Linked DNA regions of Homo sapiens: region 2 is linked to region 1. A link is an interaction called in ENCODE POLR2A ChIA-PET data of the cell type or tissue named here. Cell type or tissue: CD4-positive, alpha-beta T cell. All regions are shown on one strand. Links, peaks and the distances in the headings refer to the core of each region. The heading gives the core; the rest is flanking DNA.

Region 1 (8,337 bases), core at 105-8,104:
AAAGAAAAGAAAAGAAAAGGGAAAAGAAGGTTTACAAAGCACAGTCAAAATTATAGCCACTTATCCAGGCAGCAGACAGGATGCTGGCCCACAGGACCTTTTTAACTGACAAAGTGTTCCTCAGACACCCCACCTATGAAGCATTCTTGCCAAAAATATTGAAACTGAATATGCTCTAGATCTAATTTCCAGTTTATAGGAAACACAGGGAAGACAGGAACATATTACAGACACTCAGGGATGGATTAAGCCTGGGAAATTCTACAGTGCAAACAACCTGACCTGGTTTCTTCAACAAATAAATTAGAGGAAAAAAGAAAAGAAGGAACTCATAGATGAAAACTTAAGAGACAGGCCCGGGTGCAGCCGCTCACATCTATAATCCCGGCACTTCGGGAGGCTGAGGCGGGTGGATCACTTAAGTCCAGGAGTTCGAGACTAGCATAAGGAGATTCTCTCTCTACAAATGATTTTTTAAAAAAGTGAGCCTGGGCTGGGCATGGTGGCTCAAGCCTGTAATCCCAGCACTTTGGGAGGCTGAGGCGGATGGATCATCTGAGGTCAGGAGTTTGAGACCAGCCTGGCCAATGTGGTGAAACCCCATCTCCACTAAAAATACAAAAATTAGCCAGGCATATGGTGCATGCCTGTAATCCCAGCTATCCGGGATGCTGAGGCAGGAGAATTGCTTGAACCCAGGAGGTGGAGGTTGCAGTAAGCCAAGATCGTGCCATTGCACTCTGGCCTGGGTGACAAGAGCGAAACTCTGTGTCGAAAAATAAATTAGCCTGGTGTGGTGGCAAGCAGCTGTATGTAGTTCCAGCTACTCAGGAGGCTGAGTTGGGAGGACTGCTTGAGCCCAGGAATTCAAGGCTGCAGTAATCTGTGATCACACCACTGCACTCCAGCCTGGGTGACAGAGGGAGACTCATCTAAAAAAAAAAAAGACCTAAGAGACATATCAACCAAATACAGCGTATAGACTTTGTTTGGATTATGTTGCAAACAAACCAACTGAATAATAAAACCTATATTGGATAACCAGGGACATTTGAATACTGATTAGATATCTAATATTATTAAGGATATTTTGTTAACTTTAGGTGATATATGGTATTTTGGTTATTTTTATTTTTATTTTTTTTGAGATGGAGTCTCGCTCTGTCACCCAGGCTGGAGTGCAGGGCGCGATCTTGGCTCGCTGCAAGCTCCACCTCCCAGGTTCCAGTGATTCTCCTGCCTCAGCCTCCCGAGCAGCTGGGACTACAGGCGCCCGCCACCATGCCCGGCTAATTTTTTGTATTTTTAGTAGAGACGGGGTTTCACCGTGTTAGCCAGGATGGTCTCGATCTCCTGACGTCATGATCTGCCCGTCTTGGTCTCCCAAAGTGCTGGGATTACAGGCGTGAGCCACCGTGCCTAGTCAGCATTTTGGTTATGTTAATAAAAAGAGTCATTGTTTTTAAAGATATTTTAGATGGAACAATATGATGTATAGTATTTGCTTCAAAATAATCCACTGGTAGGGTGGTGAGTGGGAATACAAATGAAACTAGATTGCTTGTGTGTTGATAATTGTTGAAAATGGGTTTTGGGCACATGAAGATATATTACTCTCTCTGTTTTTGTGTATGTTGGAAAATTTCTACAGCTAAAGGCTTTTCTAAATGGCAGGGAAACCACAAAGTGTTCCTCAGACAGAGATGTCTGAATGTCACTGATGCACTGTGTCTTGAATTGCACAGGGGACTCCGGTCGGGGTGTGGGGAGGATGCAAGCTCGAAGGTGGCAGTGGAGAGTGGACAGAAGAGACAGCAGCCAAGTCTTTAAGACTGGATGGGGACATAGGAATGGAGTTCTGAGTAGAGGATGGAAGTCAGAGTTTAGAGTCTCAAGAAAACCACAACAAACCCTCCAATGGAAGTACCAGTTCAACTACCACTTCATTTTACAAATGAGAGGAGTAGTTCAGTGTCAAGGTGGGACTAGAGACTTACAAGACGAGTTTCCTGGCTATCCCTTTAAATCACACAGATGTATACATTTGAGAGTGTGTGTGTGTGTGTGAGAGAGAGAGAGAGAAACTAATACAGGAGTAGTTGCTTTCAGAGTACTTTATGCTTTCAGAGTACTTTGTACATATTTTATTTTATTGGATCTTCACAATGACCCAGTAGCAATTTACAGATGAGGAAACTAAAACCAAAGTGTCCTGTCCAGGATCACACAGCTGGTGATGGAGCCAGGACTCAGTTTGAGATTTCTTCCTTCCAATTCTTTCTTTTTTAACACAGACCCCCTCAATCCTCAATACATGCACAGCACATGTGCACACACGCACGCACACACACACACATCATTATTGCTACCTGTACGGTGGAGTTCAACATGTTGTTGATAATAACTCACCATCACCTAAGGAGACAGACCTAGTCTTAACTCCTGGTCCTACTATTTACTAGGGGTGTGTGTGTGTGTGTGTGTGTGTGTGTGTGGTTACATAGACTTTGTTTTTTAGAGCTGTTTTAGGTTCTCAGCAAAATCAATCAGAAAGTACAGAGAGTTCTCCTCTATCACCCCAACTCATGGCCTCCCCCACTGTCAACATCCCACACCAGAGTGGTACATTTGTTGCAATCATTGAACCTACATTGACACATCATTATCACCCAAAGTCCACAGTTTACATTAGAGTTCACTCTTGGCATGATACATTCTGGGGGTGTTGACTAGCTGTGTTTTTGAGCAACTTACTTTGCTTCCTTTCTCCCTGTGAAGATGGGATCGTAGTGCCTACTTTAGAAAGATCACTATGAGAACTAAATTAAATCAGATCATGCATATCAAGCAAATTACCTGCCTGGCACAGGGTAAAAGAACCCAGTAAATGGAGCTGATGTTAATATTCATGCAAATCCCCTCACTATGAGCCCAGCTGTGTAACTGCTGAATCTTCCCCTTGTTCTCTTTGATCTCAGCCCAGAACCTCTCGTTTGCACCTGGATGACTCGGCCAGAGATGATTTCTAGAAGTTCCTTAAAGATATTAGTCTGTGGGCTGGGCACGGTGGCTCACACCTGTAATCCCAGCACTTTGGGAGGCCGAGGCGGGTGGATCACCTGAGATCAGGAGTTTGAGACCAGCCTGACCAACATGGTGAAACCCCGTGTCTACTAAAAATACAAAAATTAGCTGGGCATGGTGGCGGGCGCCTGTCATCCCAGCTACTCAGGAGGCTGAGGTGAGAGAATCGCTTGAACCCAGGAGGCAGAGGTTGCAGTGAGCCGAGATTGTGCCATTGCACTCCAGCCTGGGCAACAAGAGCAAAACTCCATCTCAAGAAAAAAAAAACATGTATTAGCCTCTGAAGATTTACTGTGCTGCTGAGAGGAACTTAAAGTTTGGTTCTTGGGGAAAGAGCTGTTAGGTAAGCTGGGATGCAATAGACATAGGTTCACAGAATGAACCCTTATGGTGGGCTGTGGGACAAAAAAGTTTCCAATTTGGACCCCTCACCAAGAGAAACAGAAGGGGAAGAGAAAGTACAGGAGGGAAAAATCAAAGCGTGGGGGCGAGCTGCTGCTTTTAGCCATGGTGAAGGTGAAATCAGGAAACTTCAGTGGGGTTTGTCAAAGAAGACCTTCAATACATACTATGAACTATGGAATATGCAAAACGAGAACTATTTTGTGCATTTCTACCCCCTTCTCCTTCATACTGTTGACCTTCAGGTGCCTACACAGGGTAGCTGGGGGAAATTAAAAGGAGCAGAGCTTCCAGCATTTTTTCTTTTGTGAACAACCCTGGTAAAAAGATTTTGTGCCAACGGTTCTTGGTTTCTCCTCTGACAACCAGTTCCTTCCCCTGCTATTCTTACAGCATTCAGAGTCTGCACAACAGCACTGACATCCCTGCTTCATGTGCAACTGTGAGTACCCATCTGTAAGCCTTTGAGAACAGGGACTGTGGCTTCTACTTCTGAAACTCCCACAGCAGTGAGCCCCTGCAGATAAGCACATACTAACTGATACTGGGCTTCTGAGGGGGGGCCCCCTTCTGCATAGTGTAGTGCTAGGTCCCCAGATCAAGTCAGATGCCAACGAGATTCTTGTTAGAAAAGCTGTGGGTAACACAGACCCAAGAGAGTGGGGTGCAAAAATGGAAATGCAGTTTCCTGAACATTGTCATAATGTGACATCGATTGCTGTGTGATCTTACGTGAGTCATTTCCTTCCCATCTGTTACCTTGGTTTCACTCATCTGCAGAATGAGAACAGTTTTGTAAAGGCACATGCATATATTCATTTTTTTTCCTGATTAGAAAAGTAATATATATTTCTTGTAGAAAATATAGAATATACAGAAGAATGTGTGAGAAATAAAAGTTCCCACTTAAAACCACCCGGAGGCCAGACACAGTGGTTCGCGCCTGTAATCCCAGCACTTTAGGAAGTTGAGGTTCGAGGTGGGTGGATCACTTGAGTCCAGGAGTTCCAGACCAGCCTGGGCAACATGGCACAATCCTGTCTCTACAAAAAATATAAAAATTAGCCAGACGTGGTGGCACATGCCTAGTCCCAGCTACTTGGGAGGCAGAGTTGCAGTGAGCCAAGCTTGTGCCACTGCACTACAGCCTGGGCGACAGAGTGAACCCCCCACCCCCGCCCCAGAAAAACAAAAAAGGAAAAAGAAAACCATCCAGAGATTAAACATTGTTTACATTTCGGTTTACTGCTTTTTGTTTTTATTTATTTCTATTAAACATTTGATGTAGGCCGGGCGTGGTGGCTCACACCTATAATCCCAGCAATTTGGGAGGCTGAGGTGGGTGGATCATTTGAGGTCAGGAATTCGAGACCAGCCTGGCCAACATGGTGAAACCCTGCCTGTACTAAAAATACAAAAATTAGCCAGGCGTGATGGCGGGCGCCTGTAGTCCCAGCCACTCGGGAGGCTGAGACGGGAGAATCGCTTGAACCCAGGAAGTGGAGGTTGCAGTGAACCAAGATCACGCCACTGCACTCCAGCCACAGTGACAGAGCAAGACTCTCTAAAAATAAAAATAAAAATAAAAAATAGAAAATAGAAAAAATTGATGTAATTGGTTTATTGCTTTTTAATCTTTTCTGTGTGTGTGCCGTGTGTGTGTAATTTGCGGAGTCCAGTGCAAAATGAAAACCTAGGCCCCTTGTTCCCAAATTATGAGGAACTTCAAGAAGGCCACAGCAGAGCATTGAACCCACTCTGGAGTCCTGTTTGACTGCGTGGTCACGTGCCCATGAAGTGGGCTCTTTGTATTCCCTACTCAGAATAATAAGATCATTTATTGAGGGTTCTCTGTGTGTCAAGTATTTCATTTAATTAGTTATAATTTAATTCAGCTTCTTTGATATAAATACAATTCTTCCCCCTCCTCATTTTTGCAGATAAAACAACTGGGGATCAGAAAGTTTAAGTAGCTTGCCCAAGTTCATACAGCTAGTCAGGGCAGAGACAATATTCATACCTGAGTCTTTCTGGCTTCAGGTCTGTGCTTTTAACATTGCAGCACATTCCCTCTAATATTAACTTTTTTTTTTTTTTTTGAAACGGAGTCTCGCTCTGTTGCCCGGGCTGGAGTGCAGTGGCACGATCTCGACTCACTGCAAGCTCCGCCTCCCAGGTTCACGCCATTCTCCTGCCTCAGCCTCCCGAGTAGCTGGGACTACAGGCATGAGCCAGTGCGCCCGGCCCTCATATTAACTTTTATAAATTCATTTAAAAATTATTAATAAAGTTGAGATTATACTATACATAAAATCTTATATTGCATTTTTTTTCATTTTATATCACGATTGTTTTTTCTTCCTCTGTTATTAAACAGAGGAGAAAAACTGCGGCTATTTATGAGAAAGAGTGAAGTCTAAATGACAAAGCTCTGAGAAGAATTTCATTGCAAGATTAGATTAAATACAAAACATCAATGATCCAAAGCAGGAGCACGTGGTCAGTGGAGACTTGGCAAAGGCTAGGCTGCTGTATTTAACCCACAGCCCCCGACTGATAAATAGAATATAAACATCTCACTCTCCCTGCTCTGAACATCCTCCACATTAAAGAGGATACCTTTGCAGATCCCCGACAGTCAAGATTTCTGTCCAATTTACTTTTCACAAAAGTAAAAGTTTCATTGTAAAATGAAAGCAATGGGTCCTTTTTCAAGCATAAATAATATTATATGGAATATAAGTTTCAACCTCCTCCTTACACACACACACACACACACACACACACGCTCGAATACCCTTATGGGGGTGTGCAGCCCCGTCTTCCTTGGCAATCACTGAGTTATATGTAAAACAGAGCCAGTACTGAAGGTAATATTAAAAATGTTACTATGCACCACTGCAGACTTTGGGAAACTGACTTACTCTCTCTAAGTCTGAGGAGCCATGTGTGTAAAATAGAGCTCATAAGAGCTACCTCAACAGAATGAGGAAAGAACCTAATGGGTAGGCTTTTCCTGAAGCTGGGACTTCTAAGCCAAGAGTCAAGCTTAGGTTACTGCGCATTAGATTTTCTTTGTAGGCCTTAATTCCTCAACGAAAACTGCAACCATGGTTAGGGTCCCTGGGATCTGGGGCTGAGGAACTGGGGGAGAAGAGGAGTAAGGCCTATTCTTGTACCCATCTCCTTTTGTTTGTCACAGTTCTTATTTTCTAGGGAACTGTGGTTAAAAGGAAGACAGAGTACAGCTACCTTTTAGGGAGAGAAAAAAACCAAAACACAATCCTCAGCTTTCAAGGTGTATGAGGGAGAGAGCACCAAGGTAGTGATTTACCCCTGAAGTCAGCTGAGTCTTGGGGAATTTAAGCAGCTAAGGGACACAAGCTTCAGGCCACAGAAAGTGAGGACCACTGGGGCAGGAAAAAAAATCCCTCTTCGTTTGGTGTTAAGTTTCCACCTATCAAAATGCGTCTTTCTAGATGACTTGCTGCCCTTTGCTGGCAAGCTCTCCCAATGTTGTGCAAAGAGATTTAATAAGAAATAACAGGCTGGGCATGGTGGCTCAGGCCTGTCATCCCAGCATTTTGGGAGAACAAGGCAAAAGGATCACTTGAGCCCAGGAGTTTGAAACCAGCCTGGGCAACATAGCAAGACCCCGTCACTACAAAAAACAAATAAAAATAATTAGCTGAGCATGGTGGTAAATTATAGTGAGCTATGATTATGCCACTGCACTCTGGGTGACAGAGCCAGACCTTATCTCTAAAAAAAAAAAAAAAAAGGCCGGGAACGGCGGCTCACAGCACCCAGCACTTTCGGAGCACTTTGGGAGGCTGAGGCGGGCAGATCACCTGAGGTCGGGAGTTTAAGACCAGCCTGGCCAACATGGAGAAACCCTGTCTCTACTAAAAATACAAAAATTAGCCAGGCGTGGTGGCGCATGCCTGTAGTTCCAGCTACTCAGAAGGTTGAGATGGGAGAATCACTGGAACCCAGGAGGCGGAGGTTGTGGTGAGCTGAGATCAGGCCATTGCACTCCAGCCTGGGCAACAAAAGTGAAACTCTGTTTCAAAAAAAAAAAAAAAGAAAGAAAAAGAAAAAGAAAAAGAGGGCCGGGTGCGGTGGCTCATGCCTGTAATCCCAGTACTTTGGGAGGCCGAGGCAGGCGGATCATGAGGTCAAGAGTTTGAGACCAGCCTGGCCAACATGGTGAAACCCCGCCTCTACTAAGAATACAAAAATTAGCCAGATGTGGTGGTGCATGCTGTAATCCCAGCTACTGGAGAGGCTGAGGCAGGAGAATAGCATGAACCTGGGAGGCGGAGGTTGCAGTGAGCTGAGATCGTGCTATTGCACTCCAGCCTGGGCAACAGAGCAAGACTCCATCTCAAAAAAAAAAAAAAAAAAAAAAAAGAAAGAAAAAGAAAAAGAAATTAAAAAAAAACATGATTAGACTTTAGATACATACAGTGCCTGTCCGGTGTTCCCCCCAAATCTGTCTCCTGAGGCCCAGCAGGCACGTAACCCCAGGTCACTCACAGTGAATGAGGAAGGGATGGCGATGGGTGGGCCCCTGTGTTTGGAGGCTCTGACGCTGTTCTCTCATGCACTCTTCCCACTGTGCCCCAGCTGGGAGTTTTTTTCTCTTTCTGCTCTTTACTAGCACTCCTCTGGTGCCCTTTTCTCTCTCTCTTTTTGTACCTTCTTCAAGAGGCTGAGGTCAAGCCCTTTTCTCATTAAGACTAAGTAACCTGCGGACAGAACCTCTGTGTTCTCCAAATGTTTTCCTATAATGTCGTCACACATGGGTCACAGGACGACCCTGCGTACCCCTTTATTTCACAGACCAGG
Region 2 (8,337 bases), core at 72-8,071, 55 kb after region 1:
AGAAACCTCCCCTGATCTCCTTACCTAGAAGTAATCTTTTCTTCCTCTAAGTTTTATTATATGCTTTTTACCTCCACATCATCCATCACTTTCTAAATTTGTGTTATAGTTATTTATGCACACATTTCATCTCCCCTCCTAAACTCTGTGTTTCCTAAAATTTGGATCCATTCTTCCATGGCTTGCTTTGTCCTATAATAAGACAACAGCTACCATGGTTCAAGCAGTTACTTGTGTGCCAAGCCCTTTACACGGACAATCCTGCTTAGGCCTCACAACTACTTCCCATGAAGTATTTTCACCTTCATTTTACAAGTGATAAACCTGAAGTCCCGAAAGATTAATATAATATCTGGTATAATGTGACACAGCTACTGAGTGGTACAGCCTGGATTTGAATTCAAGTAGCCTGACTTGAGAGTCTCTGCTCTTAACCACTGGGCCATAGCACCCCTGAATAACGCTTTCTGCACATTGTCAGCAGTAAAGGTGCAGTGGACACCTGTTACGTGAATTCATTAATCAGTTCATTCATGATCCAAGGATGTTGGGCAGCTGTTAGACCATCGCAGTTTCAGATACCTCTTCTGACCTACACCTTAGGACGGCTAAGGCTCTAAAGGACTTAGGAATAAAATCAGGGTTAGATCCTTTCATATCCAAACCACTATCAAACTGAGTTCTTCCAAGACTAACATTAGGAACGTTAGAGTTAACCCAAGACACTGCTTCACAGTGCCATGCAGACCTAGCCGAGTCTGATAACTTCCTAAAAAGGAGACGTTACACATCTCAAAGAACTGAATTACATAACTCTTTGAACTGTGGTGTTTGTTGTGTGTGTCAGAGGGAGAGGGCAGCCATATCTACCTTGTAGGGTTATTGTGAGGTTTAATGAGATAATGTGAATTGCCCAGAACAGTGCTTGGTACATAGAAAGAACTTCACACGTTAACACTACCCTCCCCTCTAGCCTCATCCCTGCTTTGCAGCTAAGCTGAAAGAAGGCACAAAGCCAAGAGGAGAGATGAAAGATGACAGCTGGCAACACGAGAGATGTTAGTCAGATTCCACAAGGTTACGTGATTGTGAATCAGAGGTGTCAAGGTCCACTCCCAAGGTTCCAAAGAGCAGCTTCTAGTCTTGCAGGAAAAGTTATAGGCAGGAGAGGGATCAGTGAGAGGCCTAATGGAAGAAAAAGGAAGTATTTATTCCTAGCAGAGGGTGAAATTCATCCTTGGGATTCTTTTACTGTGATGAGTGACTATTTTGTTGTCCAGAATTGGATTGGTTTAAGGGCATTCAAAGATCTACAGATCTCACTGAGTTGTCTGCATTTTACTGAGGAATGGGAAGATTAATTGTGGGCACCTGCCAGTCTAGTCATCCCACTTAATGTAACCAGCCCCAGAAAATTCCTCCCTCATTCCAGAAACCACTAAGTCTCTTGACTCTGTGAAGTTTGCACATCTGTCTGGAAAAAGGCAGTTCAGGTCTCATTTTTCCCAAGCAGTAGAAAAAGCCAATCTCAGTAAAGCTAGAAGTTTGTCCTAAGAATCTGGAAGGTTACTTAAAAGATATTTCAATAACCTATGTCTTAGGTAAAGCTCCCCAGAAACAGACTCCTAGACAGAGATGTGCATGCAGGGCTCACTGGTTTGTTGTTCATGGGGAGTACAGAGTGACAACTCTTGGGAGTCAGGGAAGCAGAACTGGACAGAGGGAGAAGCTGAACTATAGTATCATTGCTATAGAGGCTTCAGCTGGGCTTATGGGGCACGGAGTGACAAAAGTGCTAAGTTACCTCCGATGAGGCAACGTGTGGGCCTTTGTATCCATTAGTGACCATTCATTTGATGGTGCCTGACCTCAGGGAAGGGGTGTAGCCTTGTGCAAGGCCCTTGCTGAGAGCCATTCCAAGAGATGGACTCAGCTATGAGGCACCAACAGCTACCAGTGCGAGGATCCGAGTATCCACCATAGCCTGCTGTGCAACTCTGAGTCATATTTAAAACTCAAAATCTGTGAGAAATGCTGGTTTGTTGGCTTATTTTTTATTTTTAGAGACAAGGTCTGTCTCTGTCACACAGGCTAGAGTGCAGCGGCACTTTAACCTTGAATTCCTAGGCTTAAAGAAGCCTACCACCTCAGCCTCACAAATAAGGATTGCTGGAGCCCGGGAGGTCAAGGCTACAGTGAGCTGTGATCATGCCACTGCACTCTAGACTGGGTGACAACAACAACAAAATACCCTTACTTGTCAAACCCTTGGAAGCCCTTGGAAGAAAAGATCAGAGCTTGTTAGGTCTTGGGGAAAAAAAAAAAGAAATAGACAAGCAATATCACCCATCCAGTGGTTCCCCTCTATGGCTGACCCCTTATATTCCCAAAGCATTTTTCTTGCATATATCACTTAGAATCTGTCTTATATTAAATAACTTTTTGTTTTATTTTTGTTTTTCAGAAATCCATTGCTTGCTAATGTTTGTTTGTTTGTTTTTGGAGCTGGTGTCTGGAGCTGGTTCTCCACCTGTTGTGAGTTCCTGGAAAGATCTCAAGACCTATCCCATTTTCCTCCTAGTGAAGGTTGATATTCATAATAGTTGACACTCAGTACAGCACAGACACCGACCAATTCAAACTGACAGAGGTCTTAAGCAATTTTCATGACAATATTGGTGTATAGAGCTGAATATTTGTTCTACACATAGAAGGCATCCAATAAAAAATTTTGAATTGAATTTTATTGGTTTAGTAGTCCTGGCTGTGGTATCTAATGGCCTTCTTTCAGAAGTCAGGCAGCTTTTAATTTTTTTGTCCAAATATGATCATAATGATTTCTTTTCCTCCTTGATTTAGATTCTGCAGGAGTCTGTGAGTAATTTCGAAGAACTTTGCAAAAAACAGGACACTCTGTACCTGCAACGCCCGATATACAGCCTCTAGTCACAAGTATAAGGTTGTTAGGTAAAATATGGCATGCTCAGTTAAATTTGAATTTCAGATAAAAAAGGATAATTTTATAGTATAAGTGTATTCCATGCAATATTTGGAGTGTACTTCAGCTACAGAATTATGTGTTGCTTATTTGTAACTGATAATTAACTGAGCATCCTGTACTTTATTTGTTAAATCTAATAACCCTACTCATGAGTATCTGAATTTAACTTAATTAAAATTTAATTTAAAATTTAGTTCCTCAGTCTACTAGCCACATTTTATGTGCTCAATAGCCACATGTGGCTAATAGTTACCATCTTGAACAGTACAAATATAGAACATTTCCATCATCACAGAACGTTCCGTTGGACATCACTTTTGCCAAGCAAAAGATAGCTTGTAAAAAACTATTTTACAGCTTTTAAAAAAAACTATGTTTGAGGCTGGGAAACTGCCAGGAAACCCTAGAAGGCCCCTTCTGACATAGCCAAGCCACAGTCTTCCTGTTCATCTGTTACTCTTACTGAATATGCAAGGTGTTTGATGAAAAGGTAGAAGGCATCTTTGTTCCAGAAAAACAAGTTGATATGAAAGAAGCAGCTTTGTGGATCTACATTTGTGAAGGCAGTTGTTCTACTTTCCTTCTGGACTACCAGAAAATAAGCTAGCTATCCATCCAAAGCAAGCAAAATTGTAAAAGCTCCTAAATGAAAAATGAGTGTATATCACTTACTAGTATTATTATACATAGATTTTCTTAAATTAATAATCAGAGAGCATCATCAACTAGAATATCTGCTTAAAGCCCAAGTCATTGATTAACTTGGTAAGCACAGCAGAAGTACTGCCTCTCTTAATTAGCCTTTTGGGAGAAACCATGTTTTGAATTGCTGCCTATAGCCCTGGGAATCTTTTAAGAGCAGGAGCCAATTAAGATCTAGAAGAGATATGTGCCAAAAGCTGATTTTTACATATGACTTGGCAAGTCTTAACAGAATCTGGCTGTCATACCAAATGGGACCAGCTAAAAGTGAATGAAACCTATATCAACATGAAATGCAGAAATCATAAAGAAAACAATTGATAGGCTTGACCCAAGATAGTAAAAAGTTGTACATCAAAGTTATAAAAAGTAGGCCAACTAGGAGTTCAAGTCCAGCCTGGGCAACATAGCCAGACTCCACCTCTAAAAAGAAAAAATAAGATATTAAAAGCAAAATAAAGGCAGAGAACTTAAATTTGAACATATTGTTATGTATGTGACATAGTACACATACAGTAAATAGCCACCGTATGAATAAATGCCTATGAAAGAATGTTTGACTTCAGGACTAATCTAAGAACTACAAATTAAAATATGACAGTGATATATCATTTTCACCTGTCAGCTTGGCAATAATGAAAAAAATTAATAGCCAGTGTTGGTAATGGTGAGGAGAAATGTGCCATATACACGTTGTTGATGGGAATGTAAAGCGGTATAAACTTTTTTTTTTTTTTTTTAATTGAGACGGAGTCTCGCTCTGTCCCCCAGGCTGGAGTGCAGTGGCGCAATCTCGGCTCACTGCAAGCTCCGCCTGCCGGGTTCAGGCCATTCTCCTGCCTCAGCCTCTCTGAGTAGCTGGGACTACAAGTGTCCGCCACCACACCTGGCTAATTTTTTGTATTTTTAGTAGAGACGGGGTTTCACCATGGTCTCGATCTCCTGACCTCGTGATCCGCCCGCCTCGGCCTCCCAAAGTGCTGGGATTACAAGCATGAGCCACCGTGCCCGGCCAGTATAAACTTTTTGATGGGCAAGTTGACAACATGTGAAAAACGTTTGTCCAAAACCTTTGACACAGCAATTTTATTTTGAGGTAGTTATTCCAAGAGAATACTTAGAAATGCCCAAAGCTTTGTGTACAATGGCAATGTAGATGATACAGGTATTAGTCTATTCTCACATTGCTATAAATAAATATTTGAGGTTGGATACTTTGTAAAGAAAAGAGGTTTAATTGGATCATGGTTCTGCAGTCTGTACAGGAAGTATAGTGGCATCTGCTTCCAGGGAGGCCTCAGAAAACTTATAATCATGGTGGAAGGCGAATTCAAAGCAGGCCTCTCTTACATGGTGGCAGCAGAAGGAAGAGAGAGAGTTGGGGGGAGGTGCCACACGCTTTTAAACAGCCAGACCTCGTGAGAACTCAATCACCAGAACAGCACCAAAGGGGGAAATCCGTCTCCCATTATCCAGTCACCTCCCACCAGGCCCCGCCTCCAACAATGGGGATTACAATTCAATATGAGATTTGGGTGGGGACACAAATCAATTCGATTTGAGATTTGGGCGGGGACACAAATCCAAATCATATCAACATGTACGTTTTGTGTGTTTGTTGGGTCAATCCGTGTAATAGTCTCTTGACCTTAGTGTTTGCTATAAGACACAGACATGAGATGCCCCTCCTATAGAATGATCCAAGCTGGAGATATGGAAGGAGTTCTGTCATTGGCCTCTGGCATTCTGGCTATATGGTTGGGATTCTAGAACTATCAGTAGCCATGTCTTCACTAGAATGTGGTCAACATGCAGAAGTAGAGAGCAGCTGGAGAGACGGAGAAAGAGAAAGCATACTGGTGTAATATGAGATGATCTATCCTGTTAACCTTAAGGCCAGTGTTTTTTCTTCCTTGCTATGGTTGGATTACGTGAGCCAATTAATTCTACCTCTTTTGCTAAACATAGCATGAATGTAGATGTCTACTTCTTATTAAGATGGAATAACAGTGATCAAATTTGCCTTCCCTTCAGAAATTACTAAACACTTAGACAAATTTTTTTTTGAGATGCAGTTTCGCTCTGTCGCCCAGGCTGGAGTGCAGTGGCGCGATCTCGGCTCAGTGCAACCTCCGCCTTCTGGGTTCATGCCATTCTCCTGCCTCAGCCTCCCAACTAGCTGGACTACAGGCGCCTGCCACCACGCCTGGCTAATTTTTTTGTATTTTTTTAGTAGAGATGGGGTCTCACCGTGTTAGCCAGGATGGACAAAATATTTTTTAAAAAGTAACTGTTTTCAACAAGTGGGACATTGGGCCACGAGGAACAATAATTTATGAGAGATGGGAAACAAAGGAGGTAAGCCCTCTGATTGCCCAGCTTACTGCTTGGAGAGAGTTTCCAGGTGGTGGCACAGAAAGGTGGAACCTCGGCAGAGCCTGGGAGAGCCTGAGGTGAGGAGATGGAGCTGAGAGTTCAGGGCGACCAAGACAGCTAGAGTGGACGGGGCAGAATACCAGATAGGAGAGAACTGTACACAGAGAGAAAAAAGACTCAGCAACAGCAAATCCACAGATCTTCAGAGGGCCCCCCGTGAGTATACAGCAGAGTACTTGGCAGGACATGAATGTGAGGATACTGCCCCAGGCTGGGGACAGAACCACCTGAAAGTATGGAGGCCCCAGTAGATAGAACTCACGTGGGGCCAGAAGTAGTGCCTGTTCCCACCAGGCATATTGGAAATCAATAATTCACAGGGCATGGGTTAAAGTATTCAGGAGGTCTTGCCTCAGTTCTGGACCAAGATTGTCCCTAGCCCAAAGGCTGCTCTGGTTCTGCCTAACAAATCTTAAAAGTAAGACCTTAAAGGATTAAACTGTTTCCAAATAACTGTGTCCCAGAATTAGCTCAAGAATATTTGTGGGACTATAAAAATATCCAGCCCCTAACAGGGTACATTCACTATGAATAATATTAAATAAAAATTACTGAGTGTACCCATAATGAGGAATGTAATTAATCAATCAAACTGACCTGGAACCTATGCAGATATTAGAATTAGCAGTCAAGAACATTAAAATAGTTATTATAACTCTATTCTATATGTTCAAAGAGCTAGGTTGGGCGTGGTGGCTCATGCCTGTAATCCCAGCACTTTGGGAGGCTGAGGCGGGTGGATCACCTGAGGTCGGGAGTTTGAGACCAGCCTGACCAACATGGAGAAACCCTGTCTCTACTAAAAATACAAAATTAGCCAGGCATGGTGGCGCATGCCTGTAATCCCAGCTACTTGGGAGGCTGAGGCAGAAGAATCGCTTGAATCCAGGAAGCAGAGGTTGCAGTGAGCCGAGATCACGCCATTGCACTCCAGCCTGGGCAACAAGAGTGAAACTCCGTCTCAAAAAAAATAAATAAATAAAGCTAGAGGAAAGATTAAATATATTAAGTAGAGACATGGAAGATATTAAAAGAACCAAATTTAACTTTTAGAAATGAAAACTACGGGGGGAGGGGGTAGGGATAGCATTAGGAGATATACCTAATGTAGATGACAAGTTAATGGGTGCAGCACGCCAACATGGCACACGTATACATATGCAACAAACCTGCACGTTGTGCACATGTACCCTAAAACTTAAAGTATAATAAAATATATATATATATAAATTAAAAAAATAAAAAAAAGAAATGAGAACTACAATGTCTGAGATGACGACTCTACTGGATGGGATAAATGACAGATTATCCATAATGTTTTAAAATTTATCCATGTTTTAGTATGTATCAGTACTTCATTCTTTTTTATGCCTGAAAAATATTCGATTGTATGGATACGCCACATTTTGTTTATCTATAATTGATGGACATTTGGGTTGGCTATTATGACTAATACTACTATGAACATTCATGTACAAGTTATTGTGTGGATATATGTTTTTATTTTTTGTGAGTATGTACCTTGGAGTGGAATTACTGGAACAAGCTAGAATTGTCAAATCGTATGGCAACTTTGTGTTGAACCTTTTTGTTGTTTGAGACAGGGTCTTGTTCTATTGTGCAGGCTGGAGTACAGCGGTGCAATGATGGCTCACTGAAGCTTTGACCTCCTGGGCTCAAGCCATCTTCCCACCCCAGCCTCCAAGTAGCTGGGACTACAGGTGTGCGGCACCACAACTGGCTAATTTTTAATTTTTGTTTTTTAGATATGGGGTCTCAGTAGGATGGTCTTGAACTCCTGGGCTCAAGGGATCTTCCTGCCACAGCCTCCCAAAGTGCTGAGATTACAGGCATAAGTAACTGCCCCCAACTTGTGTTGAAGCTTTTGAGGAAGTGCCAGACTGTTTTCCAAGTCAGTGGAACATATATCACCTTATATTCCCACCAACAGTAAATAAGGATTTCAATTTCTCCACATCCTCACCAATACTTATTACTATCTTTTTTTTTTTTTTTTTTTGAGATGAAATCTTGCTCTGTTGCCTAGGCTGGAGGGCAATGGCGCAATCTCGGCTCACTGCAACCTCCGCCTACCAGTTCAAGTGATTCTCCTGCCTCAGTCTCCCAAGTAGCTCCCACCACGCTTGGCTAATTTTTGTATTTTCAGTAGAGACGGGGTTTCACCATGTTGACCAGGC

What was found. ChIA-PET counts read pairs that join two places held together with the same protein. Peaks named below come from ENCODE experiments on the same cell type or tissue, not always from the same donor. Only the 100,000 strongest peaks of a DNase experiment are listed, where the experiment ranks them.
Region 2: POLR2A ChIA-PET joins it to region 1 with 13 read pairs; 11 of 35 experiments call an interaction of 5 or more read pairs at or near these places.

Annotation. Positions count from the first base shown.
Region 1 is chr12:670,491-678,827 of GRCh38, forward strand. It overlaps LINC02455 (long intergenic non-protein coding RNA 2455), which reads right to left. Exons shown (of 4, transcript NR_187480.1): 4 at 2,102-4,529. Among named protein-coding and RNA genes, the nearest start is that of NINJ2, 11 kb to the left of the region's middle. RefSeq lists a silencer at 387-595 and an enhancer at 2,977-3,076. In CD4-positive, alpha-beta T cell, for the core only: no CTCF peak of the experiment used is centred there; DNase peaks (open chromatin) are centred at 1,764, 2,972 and 4,141; H3K4me3 peaks cover 455 bases; H3K27ac peaks cover 2,038 bases.
Region 2 is chr12:725,546-733,882 of GRCh38, forward strand. It overlaps LOC101929432 (a long non-coding RNA gene), which reads left to right. Exons shown (of 4, transcript XR_007063153.1): 4 at 2,465-2,741. Among named protein-coding and RNA genes, the nearest start is that of LINC02455, 13 kb to the left of the region's middle. In CD4-positive, alpha-beta T cell, for the core only: no CTCF peak of the experiment used is centred there; DNase peaks (open chromatin) are centred at 846 and 3,416; H3K27ac peaks cover 1,442 bases.